Linked DNA regions of Homo sapiens: regions 1 and 3 are each linked to region 2. Evidence: chromatin contacts called from ENCODE Hi-C or POLR2A ChIA-PET data. All regions are on one chromosome and are shown on one strand. Each heading gives the region's core, a stretch centred on a gene start or an enhancer-like site at or near the end of the contact. The rest is flanking DNA. Distances are from core to core; before and after follow the strand shown. Region 1 overlaps BRF1 (BRF1 general transcription factor IIIB subunit). Region 2 holds the start of LINC02298 (long intergenic non-protein coding RNA 2298). Region 3 overlaps PACS2 (phosphofurin acidic cluster sorting protein 2).

What was found. Hi-C counts contacts between places; a loop is a spot of excess contacts on that map. ChIA-PET counts read pairs that join two places held with the same protein, here RNA polymerase II (POLR2A). Pooled maps may share reads with other maps.
Region 1: a loop to region 2 is called in a map of ascending aorta, with 2.7 times the contacts of the local background. The contact joins the enhancer-like site here to the promoter of LINC02298 in region 2. A Hi-C loop is called at or near these places in 5 of 168 maps with a recorded cell type or tissue (Right ventricle myocardium superior, ascending aorta, colonic mucosa and 2 more) and 13 of 50 pooled maps. POLR2A ChIA-PET finds 5 or more read pairs at or near these places in 1 of 52 experiments (H1).
Region 3: a loop to region 2 is called in a map of Right ventricle myocardium inferior, with 4 times the contacts of the local background. The contact joins the enhancer-like site here to the promoter of LINC02298 in region 2. A Hi-C loop is called at or near these places in 6 of 168 maps with a recorded cell type or tissue (GM18951, Right ventricle myocardium inferior, adrenal gland and 3 more) and 5 of 50 pooled maps. POLR2A ChIA-PET finds 5 or more read pairs at or near these places in 2 of 52 experiments (activated T-cell and naive thymus-derived CD8-positive, alpha-beta T cell).

The regions. Positions count from the first base shown.
Region 1 is chr14:105,257,611-105,260,315 of GRCh38, forward strand. All of the region lies in intron 3 of BRF1 (BRF1 general transcription factor IIIB subunit), which reads right to left. Among named protein-coding and RNA genes, the nearest start is that of BTBD6, 10 kb to the left of the region's middle. Within about 2 kb of position 1,406, at least 4 of the 41 ENCODE cell types and tissues checked have a DNase peak (open chromatin) inside an H3K27ac peak, as active enhancers do.
Region 2 is chr14:105,092,897-105,095,596 of GRCh38, forward strand. LINC02298 (long intergenic non-protein coding RNA 2298) reads left to right here and starts at 1,251. Exons shown (of 6, transcript NR_110546.1): 1 at 1,251-1,320; 2 at 2,431-2,546; 3 at 2,644-2,700. RefSeq lists silencers at 300-559, 870-919, 1,090-1,139 and an enhancer at 782-1,404.
Region 3 is chr14:105,336,952-105,339,707 of GRCh38, forward strand. The region is part of intron 1 of PACS2 (phosphofurin acidic cluster sorting protein 2); the gene reads left to right. Among named protein-coding and RNA genes, the nearest start is that of PACS2, 24 kb to the left of the region's middle. RefSeq lists enhancers at 609-1,274, 1,275-1,940. Within about 2 kb of position 1,285, at least 8 of the 41 ENCODE cell types and tissues checked have a DNase peak (open chromatin) inside an H3K27ac peak, as active enhancers do; they include heart right ventricle, where a contact is called at or near this core.

The DNA.
Region 1 (2,705 bases), core at 156-2,655, 160 kb after region 2:
GCCGAGACAACGGGCAGGACCGACTGCAGCACAGCCAACAGCCTCACAAGAGGCACTATGAGAAGACCGGCGGCAGGGGTGGGGCCAGTGACATCAAAGGAAACCAAAGGAAAGCAGTAAGAACTACCTGGGGAAACGCCCGTGACAGCCAACACACACCAACGGGAAAAGTGAACGAGGCCAGAAGGCTACACCCTGTGTGACTCCAAGCATACACCTTCCGGAAAAGGCAAAACTATGGAGACAGCATTAGGTCAGTGGCCACCAAGGGCTGGGGAAAGGCAGGGTGGGTGGGCCGAGAGGAGGGTTCCAGGACGCTGCAGCTCTGCACCACTCCGCACTGGTGGGTTCACATATTGCATATTTGTGAAAACCCATAGAAGGCACAGCCCCAAGAGTGAACCTCAATGTGAACTGTGGACTTTTCTTATCAACAACTTGGCAAGACGGGCTCATCAACCATAACAAATGGACCAGCTAACACAAGATGTTAATAACATAGGGAAATTGGGGATTGAAGGGGGTGTATGGGAACTCTGTACTTTCTACACAATTTTTCTGTAAACTAAGACTGCTCTAAGAAATAAACTCTACTGGGCTGGACGCGGTGACTCACGCCTGTAATCCCAGCACTTCGGGAGGCCGAGGTGGGTGGATCACAAGGTCAGGAGATCGAGACCATCCTGGCTAACATGGTGAAACCCCGTCTCTACTAAAAATACAAAAAAATTAGCCGGGCGTGTTGGCGGGCACCTGTAGTCCCAGCTACTTGGGAGGCTGAGGCAGGAGAATGGCGTGAACCCAGAAGGCGGAGCTTGCAGTGAGCCGAGATGGCGCCACCGCACTCCAGCCTGGGCGACAGAGCGAGACTCCGTCTCAAAAAAAAAAAAAGAAATGAACTCTAAGGCCAGGCGCAGTGGCTCACGCCTGTAATCCCAACACTTTGGGAGGCCGAGGTGGGAGGATCACCTGAGGTCAGGAGTTTGAGACCAGCCTGGCCAACATGGTGAAACCCCGTCTCTACTAAAAATACAAAAATTACCCAGGGGGTGGTGGCGGGCACCTGTAATCCCAGCTACTTGGGAGGCTGAGGTGGGAGAATTGCTTGAACCCAGGAAGCAGAAGTTGCAGTAAGCAAATATCGCACCACTGCACTCCAGCCTGGGCAACAGAGCGAGACTCAGTCTCAAAAAAAAGAACTCTATTTAAATAAGAAAAAGAATAAAGGCCAAAATAAAAAAAGGCAAAACAATTCAACAGAAGCTTCATGAAGACAAAAAAAAATAGCCAACAAGCACATGAAAAAGAACTCAACTGCATTAATCATCAGAAATGCAAACAAAACTGTGACAATGCCACGAGCCCGCGACGTCACTGAATGCCGGCGAGGATGTGGGGCAAGCACAGCTCACCCATGCTGCTGATGGAAGCGTGAAGTGGTACAACCACCTTGGGAAAAGGCCTGGAAGTTTCTTACAAAGCTAAACACACACCTCTGACCCACCTATTCCACTCCTAGGTATTTACCCAAGAGAAATAAAAACAGATGTCAGCCAGGTGCAGTGGCTCACACCCATAATCCCAGCACTTTAGGAGGCTGAGGCCAGCAGATCACCAGAGCCCAGGAGTTCAAGACCGGCCTGGGCAACACAGTGAGACCCTGTTTCTACAAAAAAATCCAAAAATTAGCCGGGTATGGTGACAAACACTTATTGTCCCAGCTACTCAGAAGGCTAAGGCAGGAGGATTGCTTGCACCCAAGAGGTCGAGGTTGCAGTGAGCTGTGATTGCACCACTGCACTGAGCTGGGGCCACAGAGTGAGACTCTGTCTCTAAAAATAAAAAGAAATATGTCCACAAAAAAACTTGTAGAAAAATGTTCATAGCAGCTTCATTCAGAACAGCCAAAAACGGGGAGCAGTCCAGGTGTCCATTAATACAAGAATACTCTGGCTGGTATTCACACAGCAATACCACTCACCATACAAAACACCATGGGCGCCTCTCAAAACCATGTCCACCGGACACGGGGCTCACGCCTGTAATCCCAGCACCTTGGGAGGCCAAGGCGGGCAGTCACTTGAGGCCAGGAGTTTGAGACCAGCCTGGCCTACACAGCAAAACCCTGTCTCTACTAAAAATACAAAAGATGAGCTGGACATGGTGGCGTGCCCCTGTAGTCCCAACTACTTGAGAGGCTAAGGCATTAGAATCGCTTGAACCCAGGAGACAGAGGTTGCAGTAAGCTGAGATGGAACCATACTGCACTCAGCCTGGGCGACAGAGCTACATTCTGTCACCAAAAAAAAAAGCATGTGAAGTGACAGGGCACAGATCATATGATTCCATTTATAGGGCATTCTAGAACAGGCACAACTGGTCTGTAGTGGAAGGAAATGGAAACAGCGGTTGCCTTTTGCGGGGCTGGGACTGTTGGAAGGGGCATGAGGTCTGTCCACAGAGCCCTGCTCTGGGCTGACGGGTGACCGTTTGTCAGAACTCTCCAGATGGAGCAATTAGGGCCTGTGCATCTCACTTTAAGCCAACTTTACCTTCAGAGGAGAAAAAGACCCAGGAACGATGCTCACCCCCATTGAGCTGATGGTCTGCCTGCTGAAGGACTGTGTGCAGTACACAGACGTCTGCAACTTGCCTTGAAATGTGCCAAAAAATAAGATGGTGAGGGCAGCATAGCTTTGGGGAGC
Region 2 (2,700 bases), core at 1-2,500:
ACCCTCCTTCCTGGTGGGTCCTTACTCCCAACCCTGGCCTGGCCATGGGATTGCCAGGGTCTGGTGGGGGGGGGGTCCCTTTCCAATGGGGCGCCTTCCTATGCAGACAGAGGAGAGGGGAGTGGTCAGGCTGGGTCCTCAAGGTGCCCAGACAGGGGTGCGAGGAGGCAAGTGCTCACCGGAGCAGCCAGGAACGCTCCCTGGAGGAGGGGGCCCGGAAGCTCCCTGGCTGCAAGAGTGGATTCCTGAGCAAAAGCTCCGCGGGTGGAGAAAGAGAGTATGGCGGGGGCCACGGGGGTCCGAGTCCCGACACGCGGCTGCGCACTCGCTCCCCTGCACCGCGGGCGGGGCTGGGGCCGGAAACGCGCGCGGCGGCCTCGGATTCCTGCGCGGTGGGACAAGCCCGCGCCTGCGCGCCGCCCGGACAGGGCACGTCGCCCGCGAGGGGGGTGGCGGGCCCAGGAGGAGGGGACCCCGACAGCCCCTCACCGCCTGCCGGGGCGGGCCGCCACGCTGGACGGGGGCAGCGCGGGGCGGGGTCGGGGGGCGGCAGAAGGCGCCTTTGTGCGTCGCGTCCCCGAGCGTGTCGCGGCGGGCCCGGCACCGGCCCCGCTCCAGCGCCCGCCCCCGGCCCGCGCCCCGGGCCCCGCGCGCATACCTGGCGAGGCCACGAGGGGATTCTGCGGGCCGAGCCCCGCCTGGGCTGCGCCGCCGCAGGCGGGAGAGGCTGAGGATTCTTTTGGGAAGCCCCTCCGCCGGCTGTAACCCCAGGGCCGTGCCACCCTCCTGATCACCGCAAGCATGGACCCCCCAGCACGCTGCGGGTGGGACAGGCAGGGCCCCTGTGGGGTGGCTTGACTGGCCTGGAGTTGGGGACGAAGTCCCCGGGCTTGGTCCCCCGAGGGCTTGGTTGGGCGTCCCGGGGTAGGTGGCTGCCGCGGCGATGTGGGCGGCTTGCGTGTGGCCGATCGGGGTCGCTGCTGAGCCCCGGAGAGCGGAGGGTCCAGGCTAGGCTGGGGGAGCGAGAGGCGAGGGCGGAGCCGCGGAGGTGTGGGCGGCTTTCGTGGTCCGAGAGGCCCCAGGTTCCCGGCAGGGCGGGGAAGGCTGGGGCGGGGCCAGAGCCGGAGCCGCGAAGCCGCGATGGAGAGGGCCTGGAGGGTGCGCCAGGAGCCGGCGTCAGGGCCTGCCTCCATCTCCTCCAACCCCCACCCCATTTATTCCTGTAACAAATCCCTACCGGGAGCTGGCACAGCAGCTGTGCGCTGGGGACACACGAGATGCTCACCCTCCCTGCCCTCCAGGAGCTTGGACTCAGCTGAGGTCTGCAGGGGCCAGCAGGAGCAGGGCCGAGGGCCCTGGTGGGAAGGTCGTGGCCCACTAGGGAAGGCTGGGCCCGGGGGGTCAGGTGGAGGGCAGGCTGAGCTGCGAGCTGTGTCTTCAGCCTACAGCAAGGCCACCACTCCCAGCGCCTGGCCTCCTCGCTCCCGAAAGCTCAGCTCAGCCTACATGTGCCGACCCCTCTGTCCCCCAGGCCCAGGTTGGGCACTGGTCAGGACGGTGCTCCCAGAGGGACCCAGTAACAGGAGGAGCTAGGGTGAGAGCATGAGGGTGGGGGGAGCGGCAGAGAGGAGGGAGAGGCAGGAGGTGCTCAGGGCAGGAGTGTCTGGAGTGAGGAGGGAGAGGCAGGAGGTGCTCAGGGCAGGAGTGTCTCGAGTGGGTCTGGACAGGAACAGGAAGGGCATTCCAGGCAGAGGGGCCCAAAGAAGCAAAGGTGCACCAGGGAGAAATGCCCGCTGTGCTCCACCACAGTGGAGGTGCAAACCTCAGCATGGAAGATGAGGCTGGAGGGAGGGGCCTGGGCTGGAACATGGCCAGGATGGCAGTGGGGAGCCATTGGAGATGTTTGAGCCGGGGAGTGACAGGGTCAGATTCGAGTTTTGGAAAGATAACATCTTGAGCCATTAAACAGATTTCTAGGATTTCAGGTTTATTTATTTATTTATTTAGAGACTCACTTCACTCTGTTACCCAGGCTGTAGTGCAGTGGTGCGATCTCTGCTCACTGCAATCACTCAAGGCCAAGTGATTCTCATGCCTCAGCCTCCTGAGTAGCTGGGACTACAGGCGTGCACCACCATGCCCAGCTAATTTTTGTATTTTTAGTAGAGGCGGGGTTTCGCCATGTTGGCCAGGCTGGTCTCGAATTCCTGGCTGGGATTACAGGCGTGAGCCACCACGCCCTGCTGGATTTTGGATTCTTGATACGTATCATCAACCACTCTCCAGAGTTTGGCCAGCTTCACGCTCCATCAGTGGTCTCACCATAGACCTTCTAATCTTGATTGTGTTGGCTGGTGTCTATTTTCTAATGGTGTTTGGTTTTGGAACCTGCATTTCTTTGAAAAAGAGTGAGCATGTGCATTTTCCCAGATGCCTGGTATCCAACTGCACTTCTCCATGTGTGCATTGTCCCCTGAGCTGGCAAGAAGATCCTACTAGTTGGTCTGCATGCCATGCCAGCTCGGCCTTGCACCCTGGGGGCCCAGGTAACTAGCTCTCACCAACAGAAAGAGATGTGATGGACATCACCTGAGGCCAGACCCTAAGACCTCTGTGTGCCCCCTCCGTGTCTCCTGTCTGCAGCTGTTGTCCACACCAAGGGTGGCCTACAGAGGGAAGTGAGGACCTTGGGACTTCCTC
Region 3 (2,756 bases), core at 35-2,534, 240 kb after region 2:
ACTCACGGTGACTGCGTGATGGACGCAGCCTGTATCCATCCTCGGACAAACAAGTCAGCACCATGTGGCCCTCCGCACCACCCAGCATCACTGGGCCCTCGGTCAGCACCGCGTGGCCCTCCACACTGTGGAATATTACTTAGCCCTGAAAAGGAAGGAAATGGACACAGGCTGCAACGTGGATGGAACTTGAGTATATTGTGCTGAGTGGAATAAGCCAGTCACAGGAGGACATGCACTGTATGATCCCATTTGTGTCAGGTCCCTAGAGTCATTGCATTCATAGGGACGGAGGTAGGATGGTGCAGCCTGGTGATGCCAGGGGCCGGGGAAGGTGGGAATGGGGAGTTGGGGTTGAATGGGTAGTTTCAGTTGCGCAAGGTGAAGAGAGTTCTCGGGATGGATGGCGGTGAGGGCTGCACAACAGCATCCACGCACGTAGTGCCACTGACCTGCACACTGAAAAATGGTTCAAACGGCAAGTTTTACGTTATATTTACCACAATAAAAAAGAGAAATAGACATCGTCAAGCTGTTCTCCAAAATAAGGCTGTCACCGTTTACCTTCCTACCAGAAAAAAACAGTTAAGTCCCAAAGCCAGGGGGAGCACCAGTGTTAACCTCCTGGGTTGGGGCTGGCTGAGCCCGTGGCTATGCCTCCCTGGGCTTAGGTGGCAACCCTGCGAGGAGCTTGGGCCTCTCGTCTTTTGGGTTCCTGTTCAAAATGGGAAGTGGTCTCCAAACCCCAGGGCCCACCTGAGCCCCCTGAGATGGGAACCTCTCCAGACCTGCCCCTGAGATCCTGTCCCACCCCTGGACAAGGGCCTCTGTGCCTCTGAACAAAACTGGGGGGCCTGGTGCAGAGTCCTAGCTCAGGCTTCCAGAAGTCAGTGGTTTGAAGGGGTGCCCACCCTTGCTCCGTTGGGACATAGGGACGCAGGTGCCTGTCTCAGCCCCCACATGTGCACCCCCAGGGGCAGCAGCGTCCCCTCCAGTCTCTGGTTTGCATCATGCACAGGAGTGGGTGGGTGGGAGTTTCAGTCTCCCAGAGAGCATACTGTTGGGCCATGCTGTCTCTGGCCTCCTCACCCATGGAGGTCCTGCCCCGCCCCCATCTGAGGCTGGGTGGCCGAGGGGTCTGTTCTCAGACTGGGGCCTGGCGCTGGCCCGGTTTCCTGGAGGAGGAAGCGGGGGAGTGACCTGCGGAGGACTTCCAGCCTCCCCTTCCGCCTGCTGTGGGCTGCATGGCGCTGGGGCTCTGCCCAGCCCTGGAGAGTGTTGGCTGCTCTCCTTCCAGCTGACATGGAAATGCCATGCAGGGCACGCACGTGGGGCACTTTCTGCTGAGTCAGGTTTCTCTGACCTTCCTGAAATGTCACTTGTTCTGTAACTCACAAAAACTGGGGTGCTGGGATATGGTGCCTTCCTTCTCCCGGAAGTCCCTGCCGAGGGGGGCGGTGGTGGGGCATTCCCAGGGGGTGTTTGTCCTTTGCTGTCTTTACTTTCCCACCTTGTTCCTTGGGCCTCCCCTGACCTATTGACCCTGCCACAGCTCGCTCACCCCAGGTCCCTGGGGGCTGTGCAGGATTCCGGGTCCTCCAGGGCCAGTGTGATCCTTGCTGGGTTCTCAGAGTGACCCTGGAGGGAGGTCCCCTGCCGACCCTCACCTCCCGTTCCCAGGTCATCTGCCCCAGGGCCAGGTGTCCATCCACCCTGACTGTGACCATGTGCCTGTGACCTGCGTGACTGACCCCTGCCCTTGGGTGCCCAGGCCTAGCAGTGCCCCATGCCACTGGGTCCCCAGGCATCTGCCAGGAAAGGACAGCTCTAAAGTGGCCAGGGCAGCAGGGGTCCTGATGTCTGTTGAAGGCCCTTGGAATTCCCTGGCTTCATTGTGCCATCTCCCCGCTCTTCTCCCTCCCTCCTGCCTCCTGTCTTCCTACTCTCTCCCCTCCTTCCACCCACCCAGCTGCTCTCCTCTCTGAGCCTGGCCCCACAACCAGAGGTGCTCACTCCTGCCTTCAACTGACTGCAGGTATCCAGGCATCTGGGCTGAGGGTGCCTCTGTGGCTTTGTTGACCAACCCAGGCTGACTTCAGAGGTGCTCTTCAGCCCCTGCTTTGCAAGTTCCTGGGGACCCGTGGCTGTCACTTTGGCCCCTTGATGTTTATGGTGGTTCCCGTAGCTAAGTGGATGCTGCCAAAGATGGAAAGTGGGGGACGCTATTCCACTGCCACTCAGAGCGAGACCAGGTGCTTCAAAAAGACTAGCAGGGTTGGGTGTGGTGGCTCATGCCTGTAACCCTAGCACTTTGGGAGGTCAAGGTGGGGGGACCACCTGAGGTCAGGAGTTTGAGATCAGCCTGGCCAACATGAGAAAAGCCCATCTCTACTGAAAATACAAAAATTAGCCGGGTGTGGTGGTATGCACCTGTAGTCTTAGCTACTTGGGAGGCTGAGGCGAAAGAATGGCTTGAACCCGGGGGCAGAGGTTGCAGTGAGCTGAGATCATGCCATTGCACTCCAGCCTGGGCAACAAGAGCAAAACTCTGTCTCTATAAAAAAAAAAAAAAAGGAAGAAAAAGAAAAGACCAGCAGGGCCAGGTGTGGTGGCTCATGCCTGCAATCCTAGCACTTTGGGAGGCTGAAGGGAGAGGATCTCCTGAGCACAGGGGTTCAAGGCTGCAGTGAGCCGTGATTGCACCACTACACTCTAGCCTAGGTGACAGAGCAAGATTCTGTCTCTATTAAAAAAAA